3 separate regions of the Homo sapiens genome follow, and regions 1 and 3 are each linked to region 2. The links are chromatin loops, found by intact Hi-C in ENCODE. Cell type or tissue: heart left ventricle. All regions are shown on one strand. Region 1 holds the start of ZNF256 (zinc finger protein 256). Region 2 holds the start of LOC124904784 (a long non-coding RNA gene). Region 3 has its middle 12 kb from the start of ZSCAN1.

The links. Hi-C counts contacts between places; a loop is a spot of excess contacts. Peaks named below come from ENCODE experiments on the same cell type or tissue, not always from the same donor. Only the 100,000 strongest peaks of a DNase experiment are listed, where the experiment ranks them.
Region 1: a loop joins it to region 2, with 2.4 times the contacts of the local background. A loop is called at or near these places in 15 of 110 quality-filtered maps.
Region 3: a loop joins it to region 2, with 15 times the contacts of the local background. A loop is called at or near these places in 79 of 110 quality-filtered maps.

Annotation. Positions count from the first base shown.
Region 1 is chr19:57,946,383-57,948,882 of GRCh38, forward strand. It overlaps ZNF256 (zinc finger protein 256), which reads right to left and starts at 1,324. Exons shown (of 3, transcript NM_005773.3): 1 at 1,060-1,324. The coding sequence starts at 1,092. RefSeq lists enhancers at 733-812, 1,303-1,402, 1,473-1,562. In heart left ventricle, a CTCF peak has its summit at 1,481 (motif pointing right); DNase peaks (open chromatin) are centred at 909 and 1,409; H3K4me3 peaks cover 2,214 bases; H3K27ac peaks cover 884 bases.
Region 2 is chr19:58,154,210-58,156,709 of GRCh38, forward strand. It overlaps LOC124904784 (a long non-coding RNA gene), which reads left to right and starts at 1,004. Exons shown (of 2, transcript XR_007067360.1): 1 at 1,004-1,768. It also overlaps a transcript of ZNF329 not described here. In heart left ventricle, a CTCF peak has its summit at 1,031 (motif pointing left); DNase peaks (open chromatin) are centred at 292 and 922; H3K4me3 peaks cover 1,551 bases; H3K27ac peaks cover 938 bases.
Region 3 is chr19:58,020,918-58,023,417 of GRCh38, forward strand. It overlaps the pseudogene VN2R19P. Among named protein-coding and RNA genes, the nearest start is that of ZSCAN1, 12 kb to the right of the region's middle. In heart left ventricle, a CTCF peak has its summit at 1,158 (motif pointing right); no DNase peak of the experiment used is centred here.

The DNA of each region.
Region 1 (2,500 bases), 210 kb before region 2:
TACTCCTATTGCCAATTTGTTCATCTTAGTTGATGAAACTTCTTTCCCTACAGCTGCTAATACCAAAAACCCTGGAGTCTTCTCTGAACCCTCTGTTTCACTCCCTCACCACCTACATTATGTAATTTAGTTGTCCCTTTTGAAACCACACATCCGGAATCTAACCACATCTCCTAAATCACGATCCTGGGCCAGTAACCCTCACTTGGACTAGTCTACCCTGATTTTCCTTCCTCCTCCCTCAACCCCCCAGTTTGTGCCCCACTGTGCACACAGATGAAGCCTGTGAAGACCTTGGTAAATTACCTCTTTTTTCTGATTCAAACTTGCTATTACCTCCTGAAAACACACTCAACTTCTCAGGCAGCCACTGCAGTCCTGACGCCTATCCTCCTGTTCTTTGCTTCCCACCAGAAAGCAAGGAGACTTGTGGCTTCATAAATGCACCCAGCTCCGTACTGCACCTAAGCATTTGCACATCTTGTACCTTTCTGGAAAAACTTTCCACACCCGTTCACATGGCTGCCAGAAATTGGAACAACTCTATATACCGGCTAACATGGACATAGGACCCTGGGCTTGGGGTTCACCCAAGGTCTTCAGAACTAAGGGCTGGGGGAATGGCACTCCACAACCCAGAGAACCTGTGGGTGGGAGTTAGGGCTAGTGAGAGACTGGGAAACCCTCCCCTTCCTGGCGTAGATTTCATAACCCTTTACAGCCAAGGGAAACGTAGAAAGAGCCAGGCCTCAGAGAAGAGCATCTATGGCGGTATTAGATGGGCTCAAGCCACCCCGTAGCCCCATGCCTGGCCTTGGAGCCGGGTGCCCTCGCAATGGCTGTGTCACCTCTGTGCCCCAGGGCTCAGTGGCGCCTCTCATCAGGGGCTCCTTGCCAGTCGCGCCCTCCCTTCCCTAGCACACCAGGTGTTGGAAACGGGAGCCCCTCCGGCGAGCCCCCGTGTCCTGTCCTGGGCAGCAGGGCCGCGAGCAAGCGCCCTCGGGGGTGCTAGGACTAGCGTGGGGAGGGCGGGGAAGGCCCAGAGGACGCGGCACATACCTGGGCCGGGGCCGTCAGCTCGGCCGCCGCCATCTGACTCTGTGAGCGGAGCGGGGCCAGAGAGGATGTCCTTATTCCGGGCCGGGCCTGGGTACCCTGGGCGCCGCCGAGCCTCAGCCACGCCTCTGTGCAGCGGGGAAGACTCCTCTCGCGCCTTCTCAGTCAGTCACGGATGATGCTGACCCAGCGCTCCGGGGCTTTCTACCAAGTAATCAGTCCAGACAAATGCCAAAACGACCGCCACAAGGAGGACAACGGAAGTCCCGCCGCGACCGCGCGTGCGCTTACGGAAACACCACCTTTCGGAGGCCTCATTGGCTGAAGGTCGCCGTCGCCCAACGCAGGCCATTCTGGGTAATGTTCCCACAGGCGCACGGCGGGAGAGTGAGGGTCGCCTCCACCTCCTTCCGGAAGTAAAGGCCAAACCCCTGTAGGGGGCGCTGGGAAATGGACACTCCAGGTTGGGGCGGAGGCGAGGCTTCGTTCTTTCTTAAAGGAGACGTACCCAGGTTTCTACCGATTGCTGTCTGCCAGTGTTTGTTTGGAGACGTGTCATTTCATGTGTTCCCAGAGGCACATATCCAGATGCACATATTATTACATACAGTCAGTCAGTCACAAAATATATCCACTGGTTGAGAAAGCAAATAAATATGACTATGTTGCGGCCGGGCGCGGTGGCTCACGCCTGTAATTCCAGCACTTTGGGAGGTCGAGGCGGGCGGATCACGAGGTCAGGAGATCGAGACCATCCTGGCTAACTCAGCGAAACCCCGTCTCTAAAATACAAAAAATACCACAAAAAAAAAAAAAAAAAGAAAAATTAGCTGGGTGTGGTGGCGGGCGCCTGTAGTCCCCAGCTACTCCGGAGGCTGAGGCAGGAAAATAGCTTGAACCCGGGAGGCAGAGCTTGCAGTGAGCCGAGATCGCGCCACTGCACTCCAGCCTGGGGGAAAGAGCGAGCCACTGTCTCAAAAAAAAAAAAAAAAAAAAAAAAAAAAAAAGACTATGTTGCAATTCAAACGCATGCACTCAAGCACTGGAGTCAGTTTTCTCAGTCTCTGTATGTTTGATTAGGGACAAGAAAAAAAACACTCCACACAGGTTCATGACAAAGAGGATGAAGGTGGGATGCGGAGGCACCCTGCAGCAGCAGGACATAAGTAGATCCCTGTCTCTGGGTCCCTCTCGTGCCTGTGTAGTCAAACATTGTGTCCAATTCACTAAGCAACACTTGCATGAATCTAATCTCACTTTCTCCATGCCTTTATATTCACTTCTTTTTAATAATTTGACATCAAGCTCAGAAAGAGAACAACAAAAGGAATGGTATTTTGAAAAGGCATGATGGCTAGCTAGAGCATTAACAGGTGGAACAAAGGGTGCTCTGAATCCCAAATGTAGGGTGTATCTTAAATTCAAGATCTCTTCTCAACGCTGA
Region 2 (2,500 bases):
TGTTGGCCAGGCTGGTCTACAACCCCTGAGCTCAGGCAATCCGCCCGCTTGGGCCACCCAAAGTGCCGGGATTACAGGCGTCAGCCACAGCTGTAACTTATTTAATGGGGCACTCAAGGCCTTTTGCTGCTGGCTCAACATCCCTTTCAGGCCTTCACTGACCTATGCCACACAGCACTTGCGCCCAGGGATAAAGAGCCGGATCAGCTTCTGCTCACCCCAGTCCTCTTGCCAGAAAGGCCCTCTGGCCTTTGTCCAGTTGCTGGACGCTGCCTCTTCTTTCTGGTTGGTCTCCTCCTCCAGGAGGCATTCGCGAACGCCCCAGTGGAGCCACACGGTCCATGCCTCTTCCACTTATTTCCCCAGGGCTCACATTCCACAACTACTAAATCAACACCGACACACTCATAAGCAGCCCCTTCCTCGTCCTTTTTTTCCTTCTGAGCTCGGGAACGTCTGCTGGGGGTGAGGGGGACTCGCAGACCACCCCCCCCCCCGCCCCAGGCGGAGGTCGGGGGCCGTCACCTGGCCAGGTGTCCGGGGAACGGCTCGGGCGGCTGACACCGCAGTCCGCGAGAGGCGAGGAGGATCCTTGGACTGTGGGCAGGATCGCAGGCAGCGGAGGCCCTGCCCGGAAGGCGGGATCTGGGGACGATCCCCATTCCTCCCAGCCGCAGACGCGGAGCCCACAGGAGTCCCCGCAGCCCTAGCCCGTGCACCCACGGCGGAGCCGAGGCCGCGACTCCGGGCCTGTTGGCTGGAACCCGCAGCCGTGTCTCGGGCCGCCCCGGTAGCGGCCACCCCTGAGAGCACTCGGCCCCGTTCTATCCCGCAGTGGTTTGGGGAGTGCAGGTCATCACTCCCACCCGCCAAGGCGGACGCCGGACCCTCCATTGCGCATGAGCGCCCACTGCGGCGCCGTTGCTGCGCATGAGTGTGCTTCCACCGCCTACATCTCCCAGAAAACCCCGCGGCGCGGCGCTCCACCGCTTCCGCCCTCGGGTTGCGTTAGCCGCGACGATGGCGCCCCCCAGTGGCAGCAGGGAGGCTGTGGGGGTGCTGGGCGTTGCGGTGTGCAGGTTTTCTGGGAGGATACCTGGCGCCGACCTTGAAGGGACCCCAACGTGAGAGGGAAAGACGCCCGTGATGCCAAGGCTTGGGCAGCGGACAGCCAAAATCCTGAAACCCCGCGGTGCTCCCTGTGATTCACTTTCCAGAGGCCCCTCAGTGCCCCGACGCTGGCCCGGAGGGCGGTCGCTGACTGTCTTGAGACTGAAGCTCACTTTCGGATCCTGGGCGTTCTTGCCAGGTTTTTTTTATTAATACAGAGAAAACCAGTGGCTTTGTGACAGTTAGTTTTGAAACTCCCTGAGGAGGGCCGAGCGCAGTGGCTCACGCCTGTAATCCTAGCGCTTTGGGAGGCCGAGGTGGGCGGATCTCCTGAGGTCAGGAGTTCAAGACTAGCCTGGCCAACATGGTGAAACCCCGTCTACTAAAAATACAAAAAATTAGCCGGGCGTGGTGGCGGGCACCTGTAATCCCAGCTACTCAGGAAGGCTGAGGCAAGAGAATCGCTTGAACCCGGGAGGCGGAGGTTGCGGTGAGCCTAGATCGTGCCATTGCACTCCAGCCTGGGCAACAAGAGCGAAACTCAGTCTCAAAAGAAAGGGAGAAAGGGAGAAAGAGAGAGAGGAAGGGAGGAAGGAAGGAAGGAAGAAAAGAGAAAGAAAGAGTCCCTGAGGAGCAAGCAATTCCCTCAGCCAAAGAGGTAAGAACTGCAAAATTGATAAATATTGCATTTATCTTACCCCCACATTTTATTAAGAACATTTTCAAACATGCAGAAAATTTGAAACGATTGTGTGGGCCTGGCACAGTGGCTCACGCCTGTACTTTCTGCACTTTGGGAGGCTGGGAAGGGAGGGTCGCTTGAGCTCAGGAGTTTGAGACCAGTCTGGGCAACATAGTGAGAACTCGTCTCTACAAAAAAATTTAAAAAATTAACCGGGCTTCGTGGCGCGCGCCTGTAGTCCCAGCTACTCAGGAGTCTGAGGCGGGAGGATCCCTTGAGCCCGGGGATGTTGAGGAATGATTGTACCACTGCACTCCAGCCTGGACGACAGAGCGAGACCCTGTCTCACAAGAAAAAAAAAATTGTGTGAACACCCACGTACCCAGGCCCTGGGTTAGATAATTAATATTCGACAATATGTGCTTGATCCAAGTATCCATTATTGCATTTATTTCGATAGTAATTAAACAGGAGATTGAGTGACTATGGGCCAGCCGTGGAGGCTCATGCTTGTAATCTCACACTTTGAGAGGCTGAGGCAGGAGAATCACTGGAGCACAGGAGATCAAGCCTGCAGTGAGCTGTGATTGCACTTCAGCCCAGGTGACACAGTGAGACCCTGTCTCACAAGAAAAAAATAAAAATGAGTGACTAATGGATTCAAGCCAATTAGCATCTGCTTATTAGCACATATGCTTTCTAGTTACA
Region 3 (2,500 bases), 130 kb before region 2:
AGAGACAGACAGAGACAGAGACAGAGAGACAGAGTCAGACAGAGAAACAGGAGGGAAGGCAGGCAGGAAGGGAAGAAGGGAGGGAGGGAGGGAGAGGAGGGAGGGAGGGAGGGAGGGATGGAGGAGGGGAGAGAGAGCGAGCCAAGCAGGCACAGAAAAAAAAAAAAAGGAGAAAAGGAAAGGAAGAAAGAAAAAGGCCAGATGTGGTGGCTCACACCTGTAATCCCAGCACCTTGGGAGGCAGAAGTGGGCAGATCACTTGAGGCCAGGCTGGTCTCAAACTCCTGACCTCACGTGATCGGCCTGCCTCAGCCTCCCAGAGTGCTGGGATTACAGTTGTAAGCCGCAGCACCCAGCCCCAAGGAATAATTGAACTTAATGTTCATTCCTCTCGTTTTGCCCACTTCAAACTTACGTTTCTGCTCCTTTGCCAAGCTGGGTTTTTGTTTGTTTTTTTTGAGACAGGGTTTTACTGTCACCCAGGCTAGAGTGCAGTGGCAGGAACACAGCTCACTACATCCTCCACCTACTGGGCTCAAGAGATCTTCCTGCCTCAGGGGACTACAGATGTGCACCACCCACCACCCCCAGTTAAAAAAAATTATTTTGTAGAGATGGGGTCTATGTTTCCCAGCCTGGTCTTAAAATTCCTGGGCTCACGTGATCCTCCTGCCTCAGCAGGCCTGGGGATCCGATTCTAGTTCCGGTTTGCACAGCGCCGACAACTCTGGGGCTACAGGCTGGAGCCACCGTGCGGGGCCTGGGATTCGGACTCTAGTTCCGGTTTCCACAGCGTGGACAACTCTGGGGTTACAGGCTGGAGCCACCATGCCGGGCCTGGGGTTCGGATTCTAGTTACGGTTCACACAGCGCGGACGGACAGTTCTTCACTGGCAGTGGCAATGACTCGGAACCTACTTGTGTTGTTTGGCCACGCTGTGATCTTTGTCAGTTTTTGCCTGCTTGTCGATTTGCCAATGAAGAGACTACTCTTCGTGCCCCGGAAGATAAAGTTCTATGAAATCGGGGTCAACGAGGTTTTGTGTCTGTGTTTGCTTCTGACCTGTGGCTGAGGCACAGGATGAAACTGCTCGGTCTCTGGGGTCTGTTGGATCAGAGACTTTAACACGCTCCTCGTGTGGGTGCAAAACATTCTCCTACCGCCAGAGGGTAGTAAGGAAATAGGCTATGCAAAGGTTATGGGGTCTGAACGGAACGGTGCTCTGGTCTGATTGGTTTACACAGACCCATAAGGCTGACGCAACAGGTAGAGCTAACAGATTTGAAAATAAAAAAACAGGATACCCAATTAAGTTTAAATTTCAGATAAATTCATCTAATATTTTAGCATAAGTATGTCTTGTATGTCCTGTGCAATATTTGGGACCAAATTCTACTAAAAAGGACTATTCATTGTTTATCTGAAAACCAAATTTCACTGGGGGTACTGTTTTATCTGGCAACCCTACAGGTACAGGAAAACAGCTTCTTGAGCTGCAGTCAAGAAATGCAGTTGCAGCTGCACGCAGTGGCTCATGCCTGTAAACCCAACACTGGGAGGCTGAGGTGGATCACAAGCCCAGGAGTTGCAGGCCAGCCTGGGCAACACAGGGAGAGTTTTGTTTTGTTTTGTTTTGTTTTGTTTTAAAAAAGGCCAGGCGCAGTGTCTCACGCCTGTAATTCCAGCACTTTGGGAGGCTGAGGCGGGTGGATCACCTGAGGTCAGGAGTTTGAGACCAGACTGGGCAACATAGTGAAACCCCATCTCTACTAAAAATACAAAAATTAGCCGGTCATGGCGGCGGGCACCTGTGGTCCCAGCTACTTGGGAGGCTGAGACAGGAGAATTGCTTGAACCCAGGGGGCAGAGGTTGCAGTGAGCCGAGATCGCACCACCGCACTCCAGCCTGGGCGACAAGAGTCAGACTTCGTCTCAAAAAAATTCAAAAAGGAAAAAAAAAATTGAGTCTCTAATCCTTTAAATGTGCTTGAATTAAAAGGAAAGAAAAGAAAGTCTACATATAGAAACTTCTAGTTCAGAAGCATTTTATGTAAGAATCCAAGTGGGAAGTAATCAAGGTGAATTCTTGGAAAAAAATCAGCCTGGCTTGATACTTTGGGGTTAAAAGCACCTAGAATAGCTATGCGGTTATTTGCAGAGGTTCTATAGAAATCAACTCTCCTTTTTATCAGGATAGGACTGGACTAAATTGATCGTACGATCAAGCCCATACCTGAAGTGTCACACCTCAGAATAAACTCCCCAATACATGACAACCCACCCTGAAGGAGTAAGGGGTGAAGGGGTGAGCTTTCTTTGTGGCCCCAACATTCACACCGCCCCAGGAAAACCCTTCCAACCTGTTCTGTGATTTACAGGGCCCCCTGCTTCACAGGTAGGAAGGCAGGCCTCTCCCCCAGCAGGCCAGCAAACTTTGCAAATTTAAGGCGTTCAAGGGCAGAGGAATCCTGTAAACCCAAATTTACAGGTTTCTCAGTG